Linked DNA regions of Homo sapiens: regions 1 and 3 are each linked to region 2. A link is a loop called in an ENCODE intact Hi-C map of the cell type or tissue named here. Cell type or tissue: A673. All regions are shown on one strand. Each heading gives the region's core, and the rest is flanking DNA. Links, peaks and the distances in the headings are about the cores only.

What was found. Hi-C counts contacts between places; a loop is a spot of excess contacts. Peaks named below come from ENCODE experiments on the same cell type or tissue, not always from the same donor. Only the 100,000 strongest peaks of a DNase experiment are listed, where the experiment ranks them.
Region 1: a loop joins it to region 2, with 9 times the contacts of the local background. A loop is called at or near these places in 13 of 110 quality-filtered maps.
Region 3: a loop joins it to region 2, with 6 times the contacts of the local background. A loop is called at or near these places in 89 of 110 quality-filtered maps.

What each region holds. Positions count from the first base shown.
Region 1 is chr12:70,729,172-70,737,306 of GRCh38, forward strand. The region is part of intron 6 of PTPRR (protein tyrosine phosphatase receptor type R); the gene reads right to left. The region is part of intron 1 of LOC124902960 (a long non-coding RNA gene); the gene reads left to right. Among named protein-coding and RNA genes, the nearest start is that of PTPRB, 96 kb to the left of the region's middle. In A673, for the core only: a CTCF peak has its summit at 4,397 (motif pointing right); a DNase peak (open chromatin) is centred at 4,430; H3K27ac peaks cover 380 bases.
Region 2 is chr12:71,742,671-71,750,805 of GRCh38, forward strand. No RefSeq gene overlaps it. Among named protein-coding and RNA genes, the nearest start is that of RAB21, 8.1 kb to the right of the region's middle. RefSeq lists a silencer at 5,195-5,404. In A673, for the core only: a CTCF peak has its summit at 4,516; DNase peaks (open chromatin) are centred at 4,501 and 5,621; H3K4me3 peaks cover 501 bases; H3K27ac peaks cover 917 bases.
Region 3 is chr12:71,411,485-71,419,619 of GRCh38, forward strand. No RefSeq gene overlaps it. Among named protein-coding and RNA genes, the nearest start is that of LGR5, 24 kb to the right of the region's middle. RefSeq lists a silencer at 4,256-4,305. In A673, for the core only: a CTCF peak has its summit at 4,326 (motif pointing right); a DNase peak (open chromatin) is centred at 4,357.

The DNA of each region.
Region 1 (8,135 bases), core at 1,658-6,657, 1.0 Mb before region 2:
ATAGACATTTAAATATATGCATTTAAACTTAAATGTATTTAAACACATGCATTTAATGAATATATTTAAATATGTTATACATGTTTGCATATATGTGTGTATATATAGATCTTTATACAGATTACATGTAGAGATGATCTATTTGTATCTATCTGTCTATCTATCTATCTATCTATCTATCTATCTATCTATCTGAGTATCATCTTTCCCCAACCCTGGACCAGAGCTGTTGAAGCTGAATTTGGATTGGACTCTAGAATATTTTCCATCTGGAAAGTCTGTTTAGATAGGAATATCTAGAAATATTACAAAGTTTCCCTAGAGGACTATGTTAAATGAGTTTTGGGGACCACTACTCTAAGGTTTCTCCCAACTGTAAAATGCTATATTTTTGGCCTTTTGAGAGGCCCCCAGCTCTAAAATATTAACACTTACTTCTAGATTATAACTATGCCCACCATAACCACTTTTACCAACAGTGAGTGGGAATGAAGGACGAAATTAAGCATTTATTAAGGTCTAATGTACACCAGGCACCTTAATAGGCAATACAAATACATGGACATGGCAATAAAAAAGAGACATCCTTACCTCCAAGCAGCTTACAATTTAGTTTACTGAATTACACAGTTTACTTTCTTATGAAGAATCATAATGATTTAAGAAAAAAAAAACCTGAGGAGTCCAATAACCATGTTCAAGCCATGTTTTAATTATTTTACTTGTTATTTCTATTTTGAGGATTTTGACGTTCTAATGTCATTTGATATTTTTCATAATGTCATTTGATATTTTTATCCTCTTGGGGGGATACAACTAGTGGATGACAAAAAAACAATGAAAAAATAATAATTCCAAGCAAACTATTATTGACATTGTGTTAAAGATTTTGTGAGACACCCTGCCCACACTAGATTTCACTAGTATCACCCTAGAGGATGTAAGTTCTAATGAGAATTTCTGTCACACCCAAGCCTCGATTTTTACTTTTACAGTATAGTGCTGTTTCACTCTGCCACCTGCAGGTCATATATGGAAGAACATATTTAAATTAGAAGGCCTGGCTTGGTGGCTCACTCCTGTAATCCCAACACTTTGGGAGGCCAAGGCAGGTGGATCACCTCAGGTCAGGAGTTCAAGACCTGCCTGGCCAACATGGTGAAACCCCGTCTCTACTAAAAATACAAAAATTAGCCGGGCATGGTGACGGGCACCTGTAACCCCAGCTACTTGGGAGACTGAGGCAGGAGAATAGCTTGGACCCTGGAGGAGGAGGTTGCAGTGAGCTGAGATCATGCCACTGTGCTCCAGCCTGGGTGACAGAGCAAGACCCCGTCTCAAAAGAATAAATGAATTAAAAAAAAAAGGTAGAAATCAGAGGCCAGGCACAGTGGCTCATGCGTGTAATTCTAGCACTTTGGGAGGCTGAGACAAGAGGATCACTTGAGACCAGGAGTTGGAGATCAGCTAGTGAGACCCCCATCTCTGCAAAAAATAAAAGAATTAACTGGACATGGTGGCATGTGCTTATAGTCCTATTTACTTAGGAGGCTGGGGCGAGTGGACTACTTGAGCCCAGGAGTTTGAAGTTACAGTGAGCTAGGATCATGCCACGCCACTCCAGCTTGGGGGAGAGAGAGAGAGAGACAGAGAGAGGAAGGAGAGAGAATGAGAGAGAGCAGAAGGAAGGAGGAAGGAGATAGAGAAAGAGAGAGGAGGGAGGAAGGAGAGAGAGAGACAGAGAATGAAGGAGAGAGAGAGACAGAAGGAAGGAAAGAGAGAGGAAAGAGAGAGGAAGTGAGGAGGAAGGAGAGAGGAAGGAAGGAGGAAGGAGAGATAGAGGAAGGAGAGAGAGAGGAAGGAGAGAGAGGAAGGAGACAGAGAGGAAGGAAGGAGGAAGGCAAGAGAGAGGAAGGAAGGAGGAAGGAGAGAGAGGAAGGAAGGAGGAAGGAGAGAGAGAGGAAGGAAGGAGGAAGGAAAAGAAAGAAAATATACTTTAAAGTGAAATAAACAACTCTCTTCTATGAAACTGTGATGGAAAGTTAAACCATTGGTCAAGATTATAATGATTACCTGGATCAAAAATTTGGATGGAAGAAAAATCCCTCCCCAGAAATGAAAAAAAAATGTTGGAGTTTAAACATGTACAAATAGGAAAGCAATGGTAAGGACAGTCACCCCTCTACACAATGTTCAAAGATGAGGAAGTATTGCCTCACCTGGAGAAACTTGCAATCGCCTTGTCTGAGACCTCTCTCTAGATTTCTAGACCATTCTTTCACTAATATGGAACCACTCAATTGTAGGATATTTTCTTAAGTGTCTTGATGCATATTTACGCTGTATTAACAGGTTCAGGATAGAGTCTCTTAAAGTTTACAAAGTTTATTCATTAAACAGGAGCAGAGGGGCCACGACCACAGACCTTAAAAACCAATTGGCCACATAGGGTGGTTGGATAATTTAAGCACCCGTGAAGGAGGTGGCAAGTGAGAATTTCTCCCTTTCTCTGGGCTTTCTAGAATCAACTGGATGTTTTAGAGCTGAAATAGACGAATATGTCTAACTCCCATGAGTAAGGCTAACTCTGTATCATTCAGTCAATTTTTAGAGAACCTCTATTATGTGTGTGGTATTAGGAAGTAGGAAAACAAAAACGAATAAGCTCTCAGGAGATCCTACTGTGTGCACGTGTGCCTACACACACATGTGTGAGTTCTTGATGGGGTCAGGGAACAAGAGAGGTAATTTAGGATGGTTTATTCCTAGATTCTGTATTTTTCTATGTATCGGATGGGAGAAGAGAATTTAAGGACAGCAACACTGATTTTAAAAAGCTGCCTTGGGCAATGAAAAAAAGAGCTGCCTGGAAAAACGGACAGGTGTTTGAGTAGGGCTGACCATCCTCTGGAGACTGACAAGATGAAGGATCCACATCTGAGGTATATTCCTTCAGGCAAAGTGGGCCTCTGCCATACTTTGAATGTATTCATTCTCATAGATCCTTTAGTACTTCATCATTTTTACTCTTATTTTTGATTAAGGTGGGTTTAAAATTCCAACTTTTTTTTCTTAGAAACCTTAAGTAGACTAAGGATTCTGTCAGGAAAAAATATTCCTCTGAATAGGGATTTGGTAACAACATGCTAAGTTAGGAGCCAACGTAACAAGAGTAAAACAAATGATTCAGAAGATCATATTCACAGCAGGGACCGTGAGGGTTTTAGGAGCTCCCCTCAGAGCCCCAGGTGCAGCGTGACATTGCCAAGGACATGCAGGGAGCACAGCTCCAAGGGGCTCCCTCTCGATGTCTAATGAGGCCAGGCAACCTGCCAGCACCACAGGCTTCTGTGGGGCAAGGGCGAGGTGGTGGTGAGCATCCATTTTTTTTTTGTTTGTTTTCCTCCGAGGCAGAGTCTTGCTCTGTTGCCCAGGCTAGAGTGCAGTGGCATGATCTCAGCTCATTGCGACCTCCGCATCCTGGGTTCAAGCAATTATACTGCCTCAGCCTCCCAAGTAGCTGGGATTACAGGCGCACGTCACCACGCCTGGCTAATTTTTGTATTTTTAGTAGAGATGGGGTTTCACCATGTTGGCCAAGCTGGTCTCAAACTCCTGACTTTGTGATCTGACCACCTCAGCCTCCCAAAGTGCTAGGATTACAGGCATGAGCCACTATGCCCGGCGCATCATCTATTTTTATTTTTTTAAAACATATTTCTTCCTATAAAATTAACTTGATGTCCAAGAACTTGTTCCTTTTTTCATATTGAGATTTAACAAATATTTATGGAACACGTACAAGGTGGTAGGCATTGTGCTACAGACACCGCCTTGAGGGAAATCAAAGCCGAGAGGGAAAACGCAGGAAATGAAAAGTAAGGCAGGTGGGATGGGGAGGGCCTGGAAAAGGGGAGAATCCTTGAGGGCTGTGTTTTAATCCATGATTTGGAAAAAAAGGTTTCCTTAAATAAACAAATGTATACACTATAAGACATTATTAGGGAACAATAATTTCATTTGATACACTGTTGTTAAAATTACTTAAAATAATGAGAAATGAAAATGATTGGATGCCAAGCATTGTTAGAAAGTATATCATATTTAAAAGTGTTCACAAGAATTTGTCAATTCTCAAGTTAAAGCTGTTTCATCACTACACTGAGACCTGTTTTCTAAGGTATATACCAAAAAAAGATTATGCCTTACCCGCCAGAGAGGACGCTGTCATAAAAAAAATACAAACAAACAACAACAAAAAAAAAAAAAAAAAAGAAAGAAAAAAAGAAAAATTATGGCAAAAAAAAAAAGAAAAAAAAAGAAAAAAAAAGATTTCACCTTTCTTTTCCTTCCATGAGACAAGGGGCTAACAACTGTGTCAACATGAAGTTCTCCACTAGAGGGAACTAATTCCACGTCCTCCAATCGTGAGCTTCATCAGGATGTGTCTGAGAACAGTGCTCTCTCCATGTTTAGATTGTACCCAGATAATCATGCTGCATTGCTAAATGGGAACGACACTTTAAAGTGGTTTTTATAAGATTTCCAGAAAAAGATAGTTTTATATTTATATAAATAAATTGAAGTGTATATTTTATGTTACAGAAAAAACCCACATCAGTTGAAAAATAATTGTGTTCAAGTCGCCTGCCATGAGTAACTTGTGATTCTTCACTGTTCTGCTCTAGAGGTCATGTGCTAATATCTGGGTGAATTTGATGAGAGGAGAGTGGTGCCTCACTTCCCAGGAAAACAATGTTTGGGCAGTTCATAAAATGCACATAGTGGGACCCTGAACTACATAGCTTTATGACACATTTCCAAAAACTCCTAAGGCAAAAGTCTCTGGCTGCAAGGAAAAACCTCCTGACACAGTATCTAAGATTCAGAACTGGTCGCTCTTAAAATAGGAAGCAAAGCTTATGCTGGGAATTATCTGTGCCTGCCCTGATTAAAACGCTTCTTCAGAACAGGCCATTTCACCTAATTCTGTCAACCTATACATCAAGATTTGGAACATGGTCCCCTAGCAAAAATAAAAAAAAATCTCATTTTAAAAAGCACTGCATTTAGTACCCTCCAAAGTGAAACTCTAATTAATCACATGTAGAGGAATCAGAGAATTTGAATCTCAAAAAATTGTACCACGACCACCTCTTCTTTAGGGTCAAGACAAAAAGAACTTTATAGAAATGCACACCCTACTGAATTGCCAAAAGAGTTCCCAGGGTAGTTAGATTTTGTCCCCCATGGTATGAGTGCAAATGGAGAGTACCCTGTAAAGCTGGAAGCAGTGTCCTGGATGGGGTTGCAGGCTAATGGATGTTGAAGGATTGTTGGGGGTCAGGGTGGAAGGGCTGAGAAGTCCTTTCTGCTTGAACCTCAGGGTGAAGCAGCCTGTATGAGGGGTGGTCTGGGGGCAGATACAGCAGTTAGAGGACTCAGTGGGACTTATTCCTGCTGCTCTGCCAGGGACCACAAGTAGAGAAAGGGAAGGCAAGGAAAGGAAAGGAGCAATTACTGTGATTCCTCTTAGAGCCACTGCCAGGTCTACACTTTCAGGACTCATTAGACTACAATGGCTTAAACATTTCAGGGTCTGCTTGGAGAGAAATTATGCCAGGCCTGTGCTTTCCAATGAGTAGTGGCCAATTTTTACCTTTTTAGGCAAAGCTCCTCTACTTTTAATTCTTAAATAATATATGTTGGCTCCTGTTTTACTCACCCTGGGTTGTATCCACTGTCATTTCTTTCACTTAACAAGATTACATTTTTGTCTCATGACGTACCATTAATTTTCAGGCAGGTTTCAAAACTTTTGCCTCCTTTTTCTTCATTCCTGTGGGGTCTTTTATTTTTTTAGAATAAAAAACCCTATGAAAATTTTGTTCATAACCCTCCAGAATTCCAACCTACCTATATAAAATCTGACAAATAAAGAGAACAGCTTGATGCTCACTGTTCATGAAGGGCTTGTGCATGTTTCCAGTGCCTCCCTCAGCTCTGGACATCCCCATACAAGTATAAGAATATGAAAATATTTTATAAAAATGTTAGAAGGTGATTAGTCCGTTCTCACACTGCTAATAAAGACATACCTGAGATTGAGTTAATCTATAAGGAAAAAGAGGTTTAATGGACTCACAGTTCCACATGGCTGGGGAGGCCCCACAATCATGGCAGAAGGTGAAGGAGGAGCAAAGGCATGTCTTACATGGCAGCAGGCAAGAGAGTGTGTGCAAGGGACCTGCCCTTTATAAAACCATCAGATCTCGTGAGACTTATTCACTATCATGAGAACAGCATGGGAAAAACCTGCCCCCATGATTCAGTTACCTCCCACTGGGTCCCTCCCATGACATGTGGGGATTATGGGAGCTACGGTTCAAGATGAGATTTGGGTGGGGACATAGCCAAACCATATCAGAAGATTAAAATTTTGTCATCTGTATCACCTAGAAAAAGGTAAGACATGGTAGTTACGTGCAGATTTTGTAAGCAGGTTGTCAAGATTGTATCTTTGGCTAGATTTTTATTTCTTTGTGACATTGAGCATATTACTTATCTCTCTAAGTCTCTCTGTTAGCATAACTGCAAGATGGGCATAGAAATACTGCCTGCCTCCAGGATGTTGTGAAGGTTGTCTGAGATCATACATAAGCACAGTGGTTGGCAGGTGGCAGGTTAGTGTCCAACCCATCAGCTGTGACTCTGCATCCTTCTATTACAGCAGCACGGGCAGCAGCTTAGTGCAGGCATGACCATGTGCTTCTCTGCTGTTCCTGCCACCTCCACTGACAATCACACACACAATGAAGTGGGCGAGTTATTATGCAGGATGTTTGAACAATATGGAGACCACTCCATCCTTTTCTGACTTGAGTATTCTGAATTATTGCCTTATAGCCCCCTCACTTTGGCTTCTTTGCTCTATTCGTGTTCACCTTCCTCTTGGTCATTTATGTCAGATTACCACCAGGCCTCCAGAATGGCAAAAATCAGATTAAGGAAAAAACTGAGACAGACAATGTGCTTCTAGAATGGCAGTGAAATGGTTATCTGTCATGAGTGTTTTGAGTCCACCTCATGAAATTGCACTTTGCTTGATTTAAAATCTGAAAAATATTCTGAAAGCCAAGCATAAAATTTGCTAAGAGGAAAAACAGTGTGACGCTCCATAATATACCTACTTGCTAAATATACTGATTTGTAGTTTATTTTAAAATTGATTTCCCACAGATTATAGGTGTGTACGCCTCCTCCCAACCCCCAAAGCATGCCAATTTATTATTAATTAGGAGTACAGCCTCTGGAGCAATACTGCTTGGGTTCGCATTCTATTTGTCACCCTCACAATCCTACTGACTTACTATTAAGTTATTAGGGCCATAACTTATACTCTCTGAGCATGAGTTTCCACTCTAAGGAGGGGATAAAAAGTCCCTTGGGTTGGTGAAATGAGATAATGCATGTGAAGGGTCAACAGGGCATACTGAGTTGTTATTTTTATTGATGTTATTTGGAGTTAAACTGGAATTTACTTCTACGTGTTTGCTATATTTTATGTTTATAAGCCCTCATGTTGTCAGGCTGAGCAACTGAGTCATGGTTGATAGACTGTGTTCAATGGGGCTGGGTCATAGGTTCCAATAGAATGAATGGTGTTTATTTGAAGGAGGCCGTGTGGTACGTGTATAATGGCCTGGGAAAATCAAAGGAACCTGGAGTGTAAACTTAGCTCTGCTGCGACCTTTGGCAAGTACAGTAATGCTGTTGGTGCCCCACCCAGGTCGCCTTTCTCCAGCTGGTGCCCCATCCTCTCCTGCCCCACTGCTGGGAGGGTAGCCTGTTAGTGGTGCCCAGCTGCCACTTCGCTGGAGCAGCCCCCTCAGCTGATGGGTGTTGCTGAGCCAGAGGTGCCTAGGAAGTTATGCCTCCACCATCCCTGGGTGGCCTGGAGTCAGTGGTTGGCTGGCATGAGGGTGCAGAGGCTCAGCCCCCTCACCTCAAGGTGAGACAACTGTCCATGAGGGGCCACTCATGCTCAGAGATCCCTGTGCAATCAGGCTGAGGGTAGATGGCTGCTACCACCACCTCTTTGCTTGTCCTCTTCTCTGTTCTGCTTGCCCTGCTTT
Region 2 (8,135 bases), core at 2,001-7,000:
GGAGATTGCAGTGAGCCGAGATCACGCCACTGCACTCCAGCCTGGGCGACAGAGTGAGATACTGTATCAAAATAAATAAATTAAATTAAATTAAGTTAAAGTATAGGAAGGGCTGCATTCCTGTCTGGAGGATATAGGGGAGAGTCATTTTCTTTGCCTTTTTCAGCTCCCAGAGGCCACCCACATTCCTTAGTTCATAGGTTCTTTTCCTACATCTTCAAAGCTCACAATGGTGGATCCCATAACTCTGATTTTGCTTTTGTAATCACATCTCTAACTCTCACTTCCACTTTAAAGAATCGTGTAATTACTGGAAACACCTGGGTAATCCAAGGTACTCTTACTATTTTAGGGTCAGATGATGAGCAACTTTAATTCTATCTGCAACCTTAATTCCCCTCTTTGCCACATAACTTAACATATTCACAGGTTCCAGGAATTGGGATGTAGATATCTTGTGGCCAGGGCAGGGGGAGGGCATTATTCTGCTTTCTACAATAACCCAACCATCAGAGTGAAAGTCTCAAGGGAAATTAAATTATATATAGTATATTTAATATAAATTATATATTTATTAATAAATATATTAGCCAATACATCTATTAATATTTTATCAATAAATATCTATTAATAAATATTATATCAATAAATACATCTATTAATAAATATATCGATAGATATCTAGTAATAAATATATCACTATACCTATTAATAAATATTTTATTAATAAATATATTCATTAACAGATATATTAATAAATACATCTTTTAAATGTTGAATTATATTTATAACATATAAATATATATTTATATTTCTATATAATTTAATATATGTATGTATATTATAATTTACATATAATTTAATATATGTATGTATATATTAAATTATATATAATATATGTATGTATATATTAAATTATATATAATATATATGTATGTATATATTAAATTATATATAATATATATGTATGTATATATTAAATTATATATATAATATATGTATGTATATATTAAATTATATATATAATATATGTATGTATATATTAAATTATATATATTTTGTCACCCAGGCTGGAGTTCAGTGGCACACTCTCAGCTCACTGCAACCTCTGTTTCCTGGGTTTAAGCAATTCTCCTGCCTCAGCCTCCCGAGTATCTGGGGCTACAGGCCTGTGCCACTATGCCTGGCTAATTTTTGTATTTTTAGTGGAGACAGGGTTTGACCATGTTGGCTAAGCTGGTCTTGAACTCCAGAACTCAGGTGATCTGCCCACCTCAGCCTCCCAAAGTGCTGGGATTACAGGCGTGAGCCACCACACCTGACTAAATATATATATTTTTAACTGAATGAAAATGAAAATATACCATGTTGAAATTTATGGATGCACCTAAAACAGTGCTTAGAAATATATAGCATTAAGTACTTATAATAGGAAAGAATAAAGATCTCAAGTCAGTCATCTAATTTTCCATGTTAAGAAACTGGAGAAAGAAGAGCAAATTAAACCCAAAGCAAGCAGGAAGTAAGAAATAATAAACAGCAGAAATCCATGAAATTGAGAATTGAAAAATAGTGGAGAAAAATCAATAAAACCAAAGTGGACTCTTAGAAAAATAATTAAAATTGATAAATCTCTAACTTGACTGACCAAGAAACTGAGAATACTTAATAACCAATATGAAGAATAAAAGAGGGAAGATCTCTACAGACCCACAGACACTAAAGGATAATAAGGGTATGCTATGAACAACTCTAATTAGGACCAGAAGTAGACTGAGGAAAGTTCATAATAGTGGTAAAGGAGAATAAGAGAGGAAGCTGAAGCCAGAGGAATATAGGGACTGATAGCCCTGAGAATGAAGTTAGTAACTATGAATTTGTATTGATGCACAAAATTCAGGTGGCTTAGAAAATTGTTCCAGAAGTTCACTTTAAGGTTGGTGTTTTGTGATGATGCAGTGTAAATATAAGGATATATGAAAATGAAATGTGCTGGTAAGAGTTTAGATACTCAATGCGGAGTCTGAACCTGGTTGTGAGCAGCGTGGGAGTATGAGGCAGCTAGAAGTCAGGGAGAGGGAGAGAGACCAAGAGAGGACTGGTGGATGGACTGGGGAGGGAGGCTGCGCTTGGAAGTTCAAGGAAATGGAAGTTTGCACAAAAGCCAAAAAAAAAAAAATAGTGAAAATGAAGTCATAAGAATAATACCTTTAGCCATTTATTTTGCACCTACTGTGTTTCAGTCATTATTCTATACATGGGATATAATGGTAAGCAAAACAGGCAGATCTCGACTAGTTCAGGAACTTACATCTTTAGTACTGATAAATAAGTAATTATAATACTCAATAATACATGCTAGGAAGTACTTAAAAAGGGGTATAGGAGAATGGTAAGATTTTGTTTTGTTTTAGAGATAAGGTCTTGCTCTGTCACCCAGGCTGGAATGCAATGTCATGATCATAGCTCACTGTGGCCTCAAACTCCTAAGCTCAAGTGATCCTTCCATCTAAGCCTTGAAGGTAGTTGGGACTACAGATGCGCACCACCATGCCTAGCTGATTTTATTTTTTTAAAAATTTTTGGTAGAGATGATGGGGGGGTCTCACTATGTTGCCCAGGCTGGTCTTAAACTCCTGGCCTCAAGTGATCCTCTTGCCTTGGCCTCCCAAAGTGCTGGGATTACAGTGCAAGCTACTGCGCCTGGCCTAACAACAGCTGGATTTTAATTAAAATCTTTTCCAAGTAGGAATGAGTAACCAATAGGAAAAAACACTCAAATAAGTGGTACTGAATGGTATAATTCTCAGTATACACTAGTATTAATACTTACAAACTTCCCATTCGACTACAGCTATCCCAAAGCTCTCCAATCTCAACATCACAAATCTGTAAGAATCCTCAGCCAAATTATTTCACCAGGGCAAAGCAATTTCTTTATTAAAGAGGCTTTTAAAATTCTCTACACTGACTGATTTCTCAAGAAGATGCGAAAGAATAGTCATTCAGGCCCATCTCAAATAGACAAATATCTCTAGAATTTCCAGTTTCATATGACTAGTGGCATCTAGTTTTTAAAAATCAACATACTGCAGACTGACTCATTGAGACTGTTACCATTCTGAACTGAAACTTTTTAGTAATTAAAAAATTGCTGTTCACTTTGGGAGGCCGAGGTGGGCGGATCACCTGAGGTTGGGGGTTCGAGACCAGCCTGACTAACATGGAGAAACCCCGTCTCTACTAAAAATACAAAGTTAGCCGGGCTTGGTGGTACATGCCTGTAATCCCAGCTACTTGGGAGGCTGAGGCAGGAGAATCGCTTGAACTTGGGAGGCGGAGTTTGCGGTGAGCTAAGATTGTACCATTGCACTCCAGCCCAGGAAACAAGAGTGAAAATCCATCTCAAAAAAAAAAAATTGCTGTTATACATCCTATTACCAATCATCTCAAACATACACTTCCATCTGATATAATTAGGTAAGCTTCATGCCATGGTTATTTCAAAATACAATTTCTAAAGGCAAAATAAAATACAATTGGCCCACCATTTGTGGGTTCTGCACCTGTGGATTCAACCAACTGAGGATAGAAAATATTCAAGAAAGAAAATGTCTGTACTCCACATGTACAGACTTTTTTCCTTGTCATTATTCCCTAAACGATGTAGTATAACAACTATTTACATAGCATTTACAATGTATTAGGTATTATAAGTAATCTACAGATGATTTAAAGTATACAGAAAGTTGGGAGGCTGAGGTGGGTGGATCACCTGAAGTCAGGAGTTTGAGACCAGCCTGGCCAATGTGGTGAAACCCCATCTCTACTAAAAACACAAAAATTAGCCAGGCGTGGTGGTGAGCACCTGTAATCCCAGCTACTCGGGAGGCTGAGGCAGAAGAATCACTTGAATCCAGGAGGTGGAGGTTACAGTGAGGCAAGATCACGCCACTGCACTCCAGCCTGGGCAACCAGAGTGAAACTCGGATGTGCATAGGGTATATGCAAATACTACACCATTTTATATAACAGACTTGAGCATTCATGGATTTTGGTATCCATGAGGAACCCTGGAACAAATCCCCCATGAATACTGAGGAACGACTTTACATATTTATGACTAAACAACGTTTTCGGTTTCTTTACTTGCCTTCCCTTTTTAACTCTTGAGAGTGTATATTTTTAGTAGAAACTGGTGGAAAGATCTGAGAAGCTGAACATTGGACTTAAATTCCTTCTTTGACAAACATATGTAAAGTTTCTTGGGACACTTTTAGTTAACAACTTAGGGAAAAATGGCTTGTGAACTGTATCTTCTCCCCTTTTCCACCCAAGAGTCATAGGATTTTGGAATATTCTTGTTTTCTACAACTCAGAAAAAAATCTCCCCATGGTTTCCTTCTTTTTAATGTTGAAGGACACCTAAATTTTGAATTACGCTGGCAGCTTTAAATGTATGCTGGCCAACCTGGTAAATTTTATTGGGCTGCTAGTGCCTCTCTGTGGCCAGTGACTACAATTACAGCTCAGTTTATTGCCAGTGAGAAGCATTTGAAAGATTGCTTCAGATGTACAAATAGTGGCTTTGGAAGCTGCAGAGGCCAGGCATGGTGGCATTCACCTGTAATCCCAGCTACTCAGGAGGCCGAAGCAGGAGGATCACTTGAGCCCAGGAGTTCTAGACCGGCCTGGACAACATAGTGAGACCTCCATCTCTATTAAGAAAAAAAAAAAAAAGCTGCAAAGAACCTAGGGGAATGAGATTAGAACTGACCCAAAGCTGTGGGGACCTGGGCTACACCGGGGAGGGTAGATAGCTAAGCAGGGACTGGATTTTGATTGAAAGGAGAAAGGGGTGTGCATGCTGGGTAGATATCAAACATGATCACTACACATATTGTAATTGTTTCTGTGTTGCCTCCCACACTAGAATATGAGCTCCATGATGGCAGAGACATCTTGCCAGGCACTCAACAACAAAGGTTGCTGAATGATTGAGCAATAAAGGAATAAATGGGATTCATTCATAGAAATTACACATTAGTTGATAGCTGCTATTCTATTACCCTTATTAGAGGCTTAAGATGGAAAATGCTTTGAGTAAATTTTTTTTTTTTTTTTTTTTTGAGATGGAGTCTTGCTCTGTTGCCCAAGCTGGAGTGCAGTAGTGCGAACTCGGCTCACTGCAACCTCTACCTCCCGGTTCAAACGATTCTCCTGCCTCAGCCTTCCGAGTAGCTGGGATTACAGGCACCCACCACCACGCCTGGCTTATTTTTTGTATTTTTAGTAGAGATGGGGCTTCACCATGTTGGCCAGGCTGGTCTCAAACTTCTGACCTCGTGTCATCCACTTGCCTGGGCCTCCCACAGTGCTGGGATTACAGACATGAGCCACCACACCCGGCTGCTTTGAGTAAATTTTATTTAACAATGCTCCATATGCCCAGGAGTATTTCTCAAACCTCATTTTTAATACACAGTATTTTATAGGCTTAGCTCCATTCATTCCTTTGTTTCAGTTAACACATATTAATTGAGCACTACATTCCAGAAACTGGAGATACAAAAATGTGACAGACACAGTTCTAGCGCATAGCAGACAAAATCCCTGCTTTGCTGGCAAACCCCCAATTTCAGCTCCCTCCACTGTGGCAGCTGCAGGAATCGTGTTTTGTTTTGTTTTTCTTCAGGTTCGTTTATCTCTCCTGTTGTACTCCTGTTTTTCTACACTTTAGCTCCTAATACTCAACTTATTCTTTTTTGAAAGGATGCATATTATAGTATATTAACCCAAATTCCTTGAAATTTCTTGTACTTGTAGAAAAGTGATATAGAAACAGTGCATCTGTAAGTACTAGAATTTCTCCAAGTAGTTATAAAAGTGTTTTTGAATTCTCCTTTTGTCTCTGAGGAAAAATCTAATTAGAATAAGAATGTATTTTCTGTAACAGTTGCTAAAAGGAACCAATGTTCAATGGAGGATTAAAAGTGCCTTGGGGATACAAGATAATTCTACGTGGAGAAATGAAGCTGAGAAAATACTTAAATGACTATGTGAAAGACATGCATAGATAATACTGGCAAAGTTGGAAATAGTTTCTTCGAGCTTTTGAGTTTCTTATTCTTTTACTACTTGTTCAGCCCTACTCTCTGTTTGCCTCCATAACTTAATATAACCAGTGGATTTATAATTATGACGGGCTGTAAAAATATACACACTTCATTAGGCTAAAGTAGGGTTTCTTGACCTTGGCAACATTGACATTTTGGGCTGGGGCACTTGTTGTGGGGCACTGTCTTGTGCATTGTCAAATGTTTAAATGCATCTCTAGCCTCTTCCCACTAAATGCCAGTAGACAAAATATCACCAGATATTACCAAATGTTCCCTGAGGAGCATAATTACCCCTGGTTAAGAACTAGTAGACTAAATCAACCATCTTTAGTTAAGTTCCTGAGCAAGTTTATTTCAACTCCTACCACTCAGTTGAAACCGTTCAAATCAAAATTTCAAATTGCTCTCTTGTAGCTAAACCAGTAGATACTTAAGACACATAAAGACCAGTCCATACTTAACTTCACCTCTCCAAAACATTTCATGATTCCCTTTTTCTTAGAATGTTCTCTTCTCTCCTTGACATTAACTTCCCCAGTTTTCCTCTAATTTCTTTGTGTATCTCTTTGCAGCTCCTGTTCCTCTACCCATCTCTTAAAAGTCATTGTTCTCAGGTGCTCTGTCCTAGGCCCTCTGACCCTCTCACTTTATACACTCTCCCTGGGTGATCTCCTCTACCCCTGTGGAAGCTATTTCTCTCTGTGCATTGATGATGTCTTTGTCCTTTTCTCAAGCCCAGATCTCTCTCCTAAGCTGCTGGTTCATAAAACCAATTGCCTACTAGATATTTATACTTGAGAATACCTCAGGCACTTCAAAATCAAAATGTACAAAACCAAGAAAGTACAATCAAAAAATGTTTTCTTCCTCCTGTGTTTTTTATTCCAGTGAAAGTCATCACCATTTACCAGTTGACTAAACCAAAACTGCAGGATTCATTTTTTATTCCTCCCTGTCTCTAACTTTCTCACTTTTCGTAACCATTGTTCCCCAAGTCTTGTTAACTCTACCTTCCAAGTCAGTGCTTTACAAACTTTACCATGAATAAGAATCACAAGGAGGGATTGTGAAAGAAAAGTTTCTTCTTGGATTCAGTTGCAGAAATTCTGATTTAATGGGGGTGGGGGATGGCAGAATTGTATTTCTAACAAGCTTCTAACTGCTGCTGTTGCCCTGAAGACTGCATTTTATGTCACACTGTCCTAAAAGACTTCTCATTGTTCCTATAGTAAAGCCCAAGCATGACTTTCAAGGTTGTATAGAATCTTATTTACCTCTTTACATTCATCTCTCACCATATATTTTTTCAATGGTAAATGAATGAGTGAAGGATGAATGAACCAGAGATATACAAAGGCCATTGACAATCCTCCATTCCAAATGAAAAATAAGAATTATCTGACTCCTTGACTCTAGCTATTTCATCAAAATTCAACAATTGAGGTCTCTACATGGTTATATGATCATACTGGGATTCATGATATTGGTCTTTTTTTTGTTTTTCCTTGCAGATGGGGTCTTGTTTTATCATCCAGGCTGGAGTACAGTGGCATGAACATAGCTCACTGTAGTTTTGAACTTCTAGGCTCAAGTGATCCTCCCACATAGCTGGAACTATAGGTGCATGCCACTATGCCTACTTATTTTCTAAAATGTATTGCAGGGCCAGGCACAGCGGCTCACTCCTGTAATTCCAGCACTTTGGGAGGCTGAGGCAGGCGGATCACTTGAGCCCAGGAGTTCAAGACCAGTCTGGGCAACACAGTGAAACCCCATCTCTACAAATACAAACAAATTAGCCAGGCATGTTGGTGTGTACCTGTAGTACTAGCTACTCAGGAGGATGAGGGGGGAGGATCACTTGAGCACAGGAGGTCGAGGCTGCAGTGAGCCAAGATTGTGCCACTGCACTCCAGCCTGGGCAACAGAGTGAGACTCTGTCTCAAAACAAAAAATATTGTAGAGACAGGATCTTGCTATGTTGCCCAGGATGGTCTTGAACTCCTGGCTTCAAGC
Region 3 (8,135 bases), core at 1,658-6,657, 330 kb before region 2:
CATAAACTTAAGGTAAAGGGGTGGAAAAAGATATTCCACGCAAATAGAAACCAAAAGTGAGCAGGAGTAGTTACTCTTATATCAGACAAGACAGACTTTAAAGCAACAATAGTTAAAAAAAAAAAAAAAAGATCAAGAGGGACATTATTTAATGATAAAAGGATTAGTTCAACAGGAAAATGTCACAAACCTAAATATATATGCACCTACTACTGGAGCTCCCAATTTGATAAAAACAATTATGACTAAACCCAAGAAATAAGATAGACAGCAACACAATAATAGCGGGGACTTCAATACTCCACTGACAGTACTAGACAGGTAATCCAGACAGAAAGTCAACAAAGAAACAGTGGACTTAAACTATATCCTAGAACAAATAGACTTAACAGATATTTACAGAACATTCTACCCAACAACTGAAAAATATACATTCTTTCATCAGCACATGGAACATTCTCCAAGACAGACCATATGATAAGTCACAAAACAAGTCTCAATAAATTTAAGAAAATTAAAATTATATCAAGTATCCTCTCAGACCACAATGGAATAAAACTGGAAATTAATTCCAAATAGAACTCTCAAAATTATACAAATACATGGAAATTAAATAATCTGCTCTTGAGTGATCTTTGGGTCAACAATGAAATCAAGATGGAAATTTAAAAATTCTTTGAACTGAATGATAATAGTGACATAACTTATCAAAACCTCTGGGACACAGCAAAAGCAGCGCTAAGAAGAAAGTTCATAGCATTAAATGCCTACAACAAAAAGTCCAAAACGGCAGAAATAGGCAATCTAAAGTCACACCTCAAAGAACCAGATAAACAAAAAACAAAATAAACCCAAACCCAGCAGAAGAAAAAAAATAACAAAGGTCAGAGCAGAACTAAATGAAATTGACACAAAAAAAAAAAAAAACAAAAGAAAAATGAAACAAAAAACTGGTTCTTTGAAAACTTAAACAAAATTGATAGACCATTAGCGAGATTAAGAAGAGAGAAGATCCAAATAAGCTCAATTAGAAACAAAATAGGAGATATTACAATCAATACTCTAGAAATACAAAAGACCATTCAAGGCTACTATGAACACCTTTATGCACACAAACTAGATAACATACAGAAGATGGCTAAGTTATTGGAAATGCATCACCCTCCTAGATTAAATCAGGAAGAAACAGAAACTCTGAACATACAAATAACAAGTAGCAAGACTGAAACAGTAATATTTTTTTCTTTTTTTTTGAGACGGAGTCTTGCTCTGTCGCCCAGGCTGGAGTGCAGTGGCGTGATCTCAGTTTACTGTGAAACAGTAATTTTTTAAATTGCCAACAAAAAGAAAGTCCAGGACCAGATGGTTTCACAGCTGGACTGAAAACTGAACTAAACGGGGAAAAGTTGGAAGCATTGCCCCTGAGAACTGGAACAAGACAAGAATGACCCATTTTCACCACTTCTATTCAACATAGTACTGGAAGTCCTAGCCAGAGCAATGAGACAAGAAAAAGAAACAAAAGTCATCAAACTGGTAAAGAGGAAGTAAAACTGTCACTGTTCGCGGTTGTTATGATCATATACCAAGAAAACCCTAAAGGTCCATCCAAAAAGCTCCTAAATCTGATAAATAAATTCAGTAAAATTTCAGGATACAAAATCAATGTACACAAATCAGTAGCACTGCTATACACCAACAAGAACCAAGCTGAGAATCAAATCAAGAACTCAACTCCTTTTACAACACTTGCAAAAAAAAAATAAAATGCTTAGGAATATACAGAACCAGGTGAAAAATCTCTACAAGGAAAATTACAAAACACTGCTGAAAGATATCATCAATGACACAAACAAATGGAAATACATCCCATGCTCATAGATGGGTACAATCAATATTGTGAAAATGACCATACTGCCAAAAGCAATATATTGCTTTGATGATGCAAAGCATCATATTGCTTTTGGCAGTATGCTCAAAATTGCTGCAGATTCAATGCAATTCCCATCAAAGTACCATCATCATTCTTCACAGAACAAGAAAAAAAAACATAAAATTCATATAGAACCAAAAAAGAGCCTGCATGGCCAAAACAAGGCTAAGCAAAAAGAACAAATCTGGAGGCATCACATTACTCAACTTCAAACTATACTAAAAGGCTATCGTTGCCAAAACAGCATGGTACTGGTATAAAAATACACTTAGACCAATGGAACAGAATAGAGAACCCAGAAATAAAGCCAAATACTTAGGGCCAACTGATCTTCAACAAAGCAAACAAAACATAAAGTGGGGAAAGGACACCCTATTCAACAAACGCTGCTGGGATAACTGGCAAGCCACATGTAGAAGAATGAAATGGGATCCTCATCTCTCACCTTATATGAAACTCATCTCAAGGTGGATCAAAGACTTAAATCTAAGGCCCAAAACCATAAAAATTCTACAAGATAATGTTGGGAAAACTCTTCTAGACATCTGCTTAGGCAAAGAGTTTCTGACCAGGAACCCCAAAACAAATGCAACAAAAACAAAAATAAATAGACTTCTGCCCAGCAAAAGAAATAATCAGCAGAGTAAACAGCCCACAGAATGGGAGAAAATATTCACAAACTATGCGTCTGACAAAGGACTAATATCCAGAATCTATAAGGAGCTCAAATATGCAAGAAAAAAAAAACAAATAATCCCATCAAAAAGTGGGCAAAAAACATGAAAACATAATAGATATATAATCAACAGACATGAAAAATACTCAACATCATTAATTATTAGGGAAATGCAAATTGAAACCACGGTGAGATACCACCTTACTTCTGAGATAATGGCCATTACTTAAATACCAAAAAATAATAGATGTTGGCATGGATGTGGTGACACTTTTACATTGCTGGTGGGAATGTACACTAGAACAACCACTTTGGAAAACACTATGGAGATTCCTTAAAAAACTGAAAGTAGAACTACCGTTTGTTCCAGCAGTCCCAATACTGGGTATCTACCCAGAGAAAAAGAAGTCATTTCATGAAAAAGACACTTGCATGCTTATAGCAGTATAATTCACAATTGCTAAAATATGGAATCAGCCTAAATGCCCATCAATCAATGAGTGAATGAAGAAAATGTGGTATATATACACCATGGAATAAAAAGGAATGAAATAATGGCATTCACAGCAATGAATGGAGTTGGAGACCATTAGTCTAAGTGCAGTAGCTCAGGGATGGAAAACCAAATATCATATGTTTTCACTTATAAGTTGGAGCTAAGCTGTGAGGACACAAAGGCATAGGAATGACATAATTTGGAAACTCGGAGGAAACAGTGGGAGGGGTGAGGGATAAAAGACTACACATTGGGTACAGTGTACACTGCTCAGGTGACGGGTGCACCGAAATCTCAGAAATTACCACTAAAGAACTTATCCATGTAACCAAAAATCACCTGTTCCCCAAAAACTATTGAAATAAAATTTAAAAATTTTTAAAAGAATAAATGACAAAAGACACATTAAATTTAAGCTGTCTTTCTCTTAGGCGCTACTTTGTAAACCTATCCAAAAGAGCATGTGTGAGAATGTAATATAGTATAACCACTTTAGAAAAAAATTGGCAGTTCCTCTAAATGTTCAGTGTAGATATGACCCAGCAATTGCATTCCTAGGTATCTGTCTACTCAAGATAATTGAAACATATGTCTACCTAAAAACTTAAACACTAATGTTTATAGCAGCATTATTCATAATAGCCTAAAAGCAGAAACCTCATTGCCCATCAAATAATGAATAGATTAACAAAATGTGGTATGTCCATATAATTGAATACTATTTGTCAATAAAAACTAATGAAATACTGATCCACAACACGAATAAACCTTAGAAACAGTATGCTAAGTGAAATAGGCAGACACAAATAAACATACATTGTATGAACCCATTTATCAAATGAGTCCAAATTAGTTAAGTCTATGGAGACAGAAAGTAATTTAGTGGTTTCCAGGAGCTAGTGGCAGAGGAGGTAGGGTAAAAGAAAGAGAGCTGTAGCCAATGGATAGAAGATTTCTTTTGGGGCGATGAAAAATGTTCTAAAATTAGATTATGGTGATGGTTGTGCAACTCTGTAAACACAGTAAAAACTAATTGTACACTTTAAACAAGTGAATCTTATTGTATATAAAGTATATATCAATAAGACTGTTAAAAATTGCTTTAAAAACAGCATGTTTGCTTCCTACCTTGACCAAGAGGAGACTAGCAACAACAGCAAAGGTGTTTCATCCCTATCTTTAGCAACATTTGCACTTTTCGTCAGCCCTCTGCTAAACGCATCATTCACTACCAGCAGAGGGAGCTAAAATGATAGTGTTAACCAATCTCTGCTCCCAATCACGCATCCTGTGAAGACAGTAAAAGACTATTTTCAAATTTAAAGAAAATTAGGGACAGTTGAGTTTGTCCCTACTTATTTCTACTTATCAAAAGGATTGAAAAGTTGATGTGACTATTCGTCTCTTTAAAACAAGTTCATATTGATCTACTTATACATCACAGCTTCTTGATTGCACAATATTCTCCATAAGAATATCTAGATATAATGTGATAGAATTCGACATTTGACCAAATCCTTTTGTTCTCTTTCCTTATCACTTGCTTTTTAGACAGTCAATAAAATGCAGCAAAACAAAAAATTTACATCCTCCCATGAAACCTAATCATTACATACATGCATCTCCCAGCTTTACCCCTGCTCCAGGATCAACCAATTTGTAATGTCATTACAGTGCTTAGGATATTACTGCAAAATAAACATTGGCTATTTTTGTTATATCCCAGGTTGATAAAACAGCTTATGAAAGGGCATTCATTTATTCTAGAAATGTTATTGAATGTCTTTTATGTTACCAGGCAGTGGTGAAAAAAAGCAGATATAGAAAGTGCCCTTGTGTGACTTACATTTATATGGGGAGGGGTCTTGATATAGAATAAACATACGAATAAAATGGAACACCAAATTGTAATAAACACTTTGAAGGAAAGGCAGAAAATAATTAGAGAAATTATAACAGGGGCTGGGGGGACCTAATTTAGATTGGGTGGTCAGGGAAGGTCTTTGAGGAGGAAGCACTTACCCCTAAGAATGGAGAAGATAATATTCTAGGCAGGGGAAATAGTATTCCGTGAGCCTTGAGGAAGGAAAAGACTAAAGGAACTTCAAGAAAGCCTGGGGCCTGTGATGAAAAATGGTACTGGCTGAGGTTGAAGAGTAGGGAGAGGGCCAGACCAGGTCAGACCCTGTAGGCCATGTTAAGGGATTGATATTCTATATTAAATGTAATGTGGAGCCACTGAAGAATTTTGAACCCATACGTGGGTTATCATTGTTGCATGTCTAATAAACCATTCTGGCCCTAGAGTAGAAGCTTGATCAAAGAGGCTCAAAAGTAAATGTGAAAAGGGCATGCTAATGTAAGGAAATCAACAATTTTTTGTGAATTGAATGTGAGATTCAGGAGGGTTGGGAAATTGTGGAAGTCATTCTAGAAAATCAATGACACAGTCCCCAGCCTATTTCAGGGCAGGCTCCAGAATTCATGGCACAGTCTGTGTTCATTCCATTTCCCTGCTAACACCACTCCTAGCTACATCCTCAAAAAAGGATCAGCAACTATGAAGAGCATAGCCAAGCAACAGTAATTCTGCTTTTCCCTCTCTCAGGTTATGTAGAATCAATCCTAAAAAAGAAAAATAATAACAAACTACTCGCATGCTTCCCTGAGAAAACACGCCTAATTTAAAAATATATACGTGCTTTCCTAAAACTGTGGGCCCCTGTTGCTCCAGCTGTTAGAGTTACAATGGTGCATCAAATGAGGGTAATCAATTTAACACAGATGAGTAAAGATATAATATTTCAAGCTGAGCATTGGAATTAACTAAATTTACATGCATGTTGTAGTGGAAAAAGCAGGGAATGTAATTTCAGAGGACATGGGGTCAATCCTTACTCAACCACTTACAAGCTCTGTGACTTCAGGCAATTTACTCAACTTCTTTAAACCTCCAGGTCCCTGTGTGTAAAATGTAGATAATAATAATGTCCACCACACAGAAAGGTTATGAACATGAAATGAGTATGTTAAATGTTCAATGGCTTTTCGATGTAATTATTTTAAGAATATACTTCCAAAAATGTAATCAAGTTCCTCAAAATAAATTTCTATTAAAAATAGAAATCATTCTAGAAAATAGCATTTTCCTTAATAACATTTAACTTGATTGAACATATTAATCTAATTTAATAAATTGAAATATGTTAGGTAGTTCTCTGCATCAAAAAAGTACCATACAAACAACTATAAAGGAACTAGTTATAACTTTTCATTATTGTAGAAGTGCTAGATATCAGGAAAATAAAGGGACATGAAATAAATGGAATGTAAAAAATACCACCTTAGGTTCTAAAGAATGAGACTACTTATTTCCAAAGGCATATCAATATACCCTGGAAACAAAATAATCATTCAGTGTAAAAGCATTATGAAAATATTTCCAGTATCTCAGTTCCATCACTTACTCATTATGTGACTTTACACACTTAAAAGTCTATAAACGTCAACTTCCTCATTTATGAAATGGAGATAATTGAACCTAATTCATAGGTTGATTGTGAAAAGTCAAATAAAATTGTACTTGTAAAGCACTTTAACACAGTCCCTGACACAAGTAGGTACTGAATAAATGTCAGTTGTCATTGATATTATTGTTGTTGTCTCAATATCTGAAAGTATGTTCTAGGTTTTTTGCTTAGAGAATATTTTGGGGTGTTTATTTCAGATATTTTCAAATAGAATAAGTGAATTCATTCCAAGTAGACCCAGTCTCCATCACAATTAACCAAGTGTAGTGGCATGCACCTGTAGTCCCAGATACGTGGGAGGCTGAGTGGGAGGATCTCTTGAGCCCAGAAGGTTGAGGTTGCAGTGAGCCACGATCATGCCACTGCACTCCAGTCTGGGTGACAGAGCAAGACCTTGTCTCAAAAAAAAAAATTACTCTTTCTAAGGGTTATTAAAGACCTCCACAATGCTAAACCTTATAGACGTTCTCCCTCTTCATTTTAAATTAATTATGAGTATAGTTTACTATTGATCACTCCTTGTCGCTTGAGATAGTTTCTTTCATAGCTACCAGACACTGCTGTCTTCTAATTTTCCTCTACTCTTACTGGCCACTTCTCCCTAATCTTTGCTGGTAATGATTCTGTGCATCAGCCTCTGCAGTTGACCTTTTATAGGCTAGCTTTCAGAGCACTTCAGGTTCAGTACCTGGACCTCTTCCCTATTCTACCTCTACCCATCCCATTAGTGATCTCAACAAGTATTGTGGCTTTTAATACTATGTACATTCTGACAATTACCAAATTTTAATATCCATCCTAGAGTCCTCCTCTGAACACCAGACATATATATTCAATTACATATTGTTTGCATTCAGACATAATATACTCTCTAAATTAACACATTCAATTCCTGCCTCCTTTTCTTTTCTTCCAAACTTTTTCTTCCCACAGTCTTCCACATCTCAGTTAACGACAGCTTCATCCTTCCTGTTGATCACAACAAAAACCTTGAATTCTTCCTTGATTATTCCCTCCCTGTCACAAACTTCAAATCCAATTCATCAGCAAATTCTGTCCAATCTATTTTCAGGACATATCCCAAATCCAGCCCCTAATCCAGCCGCTGGTTTCACTTCCACCGTTATCACCCTAGTTCAAGCCACCACCTGGACTAAGATATCCTTGCCTTTTCCTCCACCCCTCTTCATAACTCATCTCTTCCCCACCCAACAGACAAAAACATTCCTTTAAGTATAAATTAGATTGCATCACTCTTCTGCTCAAACCCTCCAGTGACTCTCCATCACACTCAAAGTGAAATCCAAAGTCCTTGCAATAGCCAGTCAGAGACCATCCTGAAGTCCTCCTTCCTTTTCAGTGCACTCCAGCCACACTGGCCTCCAACTGCCCATCAGACATGACAGCCTGCTCCAGCCAGCTCAGGGTCTTTCTATTTGCTGTTTCTTCTGTCTGGAAAGCTCCTCCCCATGGATGCCTGCACAGCCCACTCTCTGATTT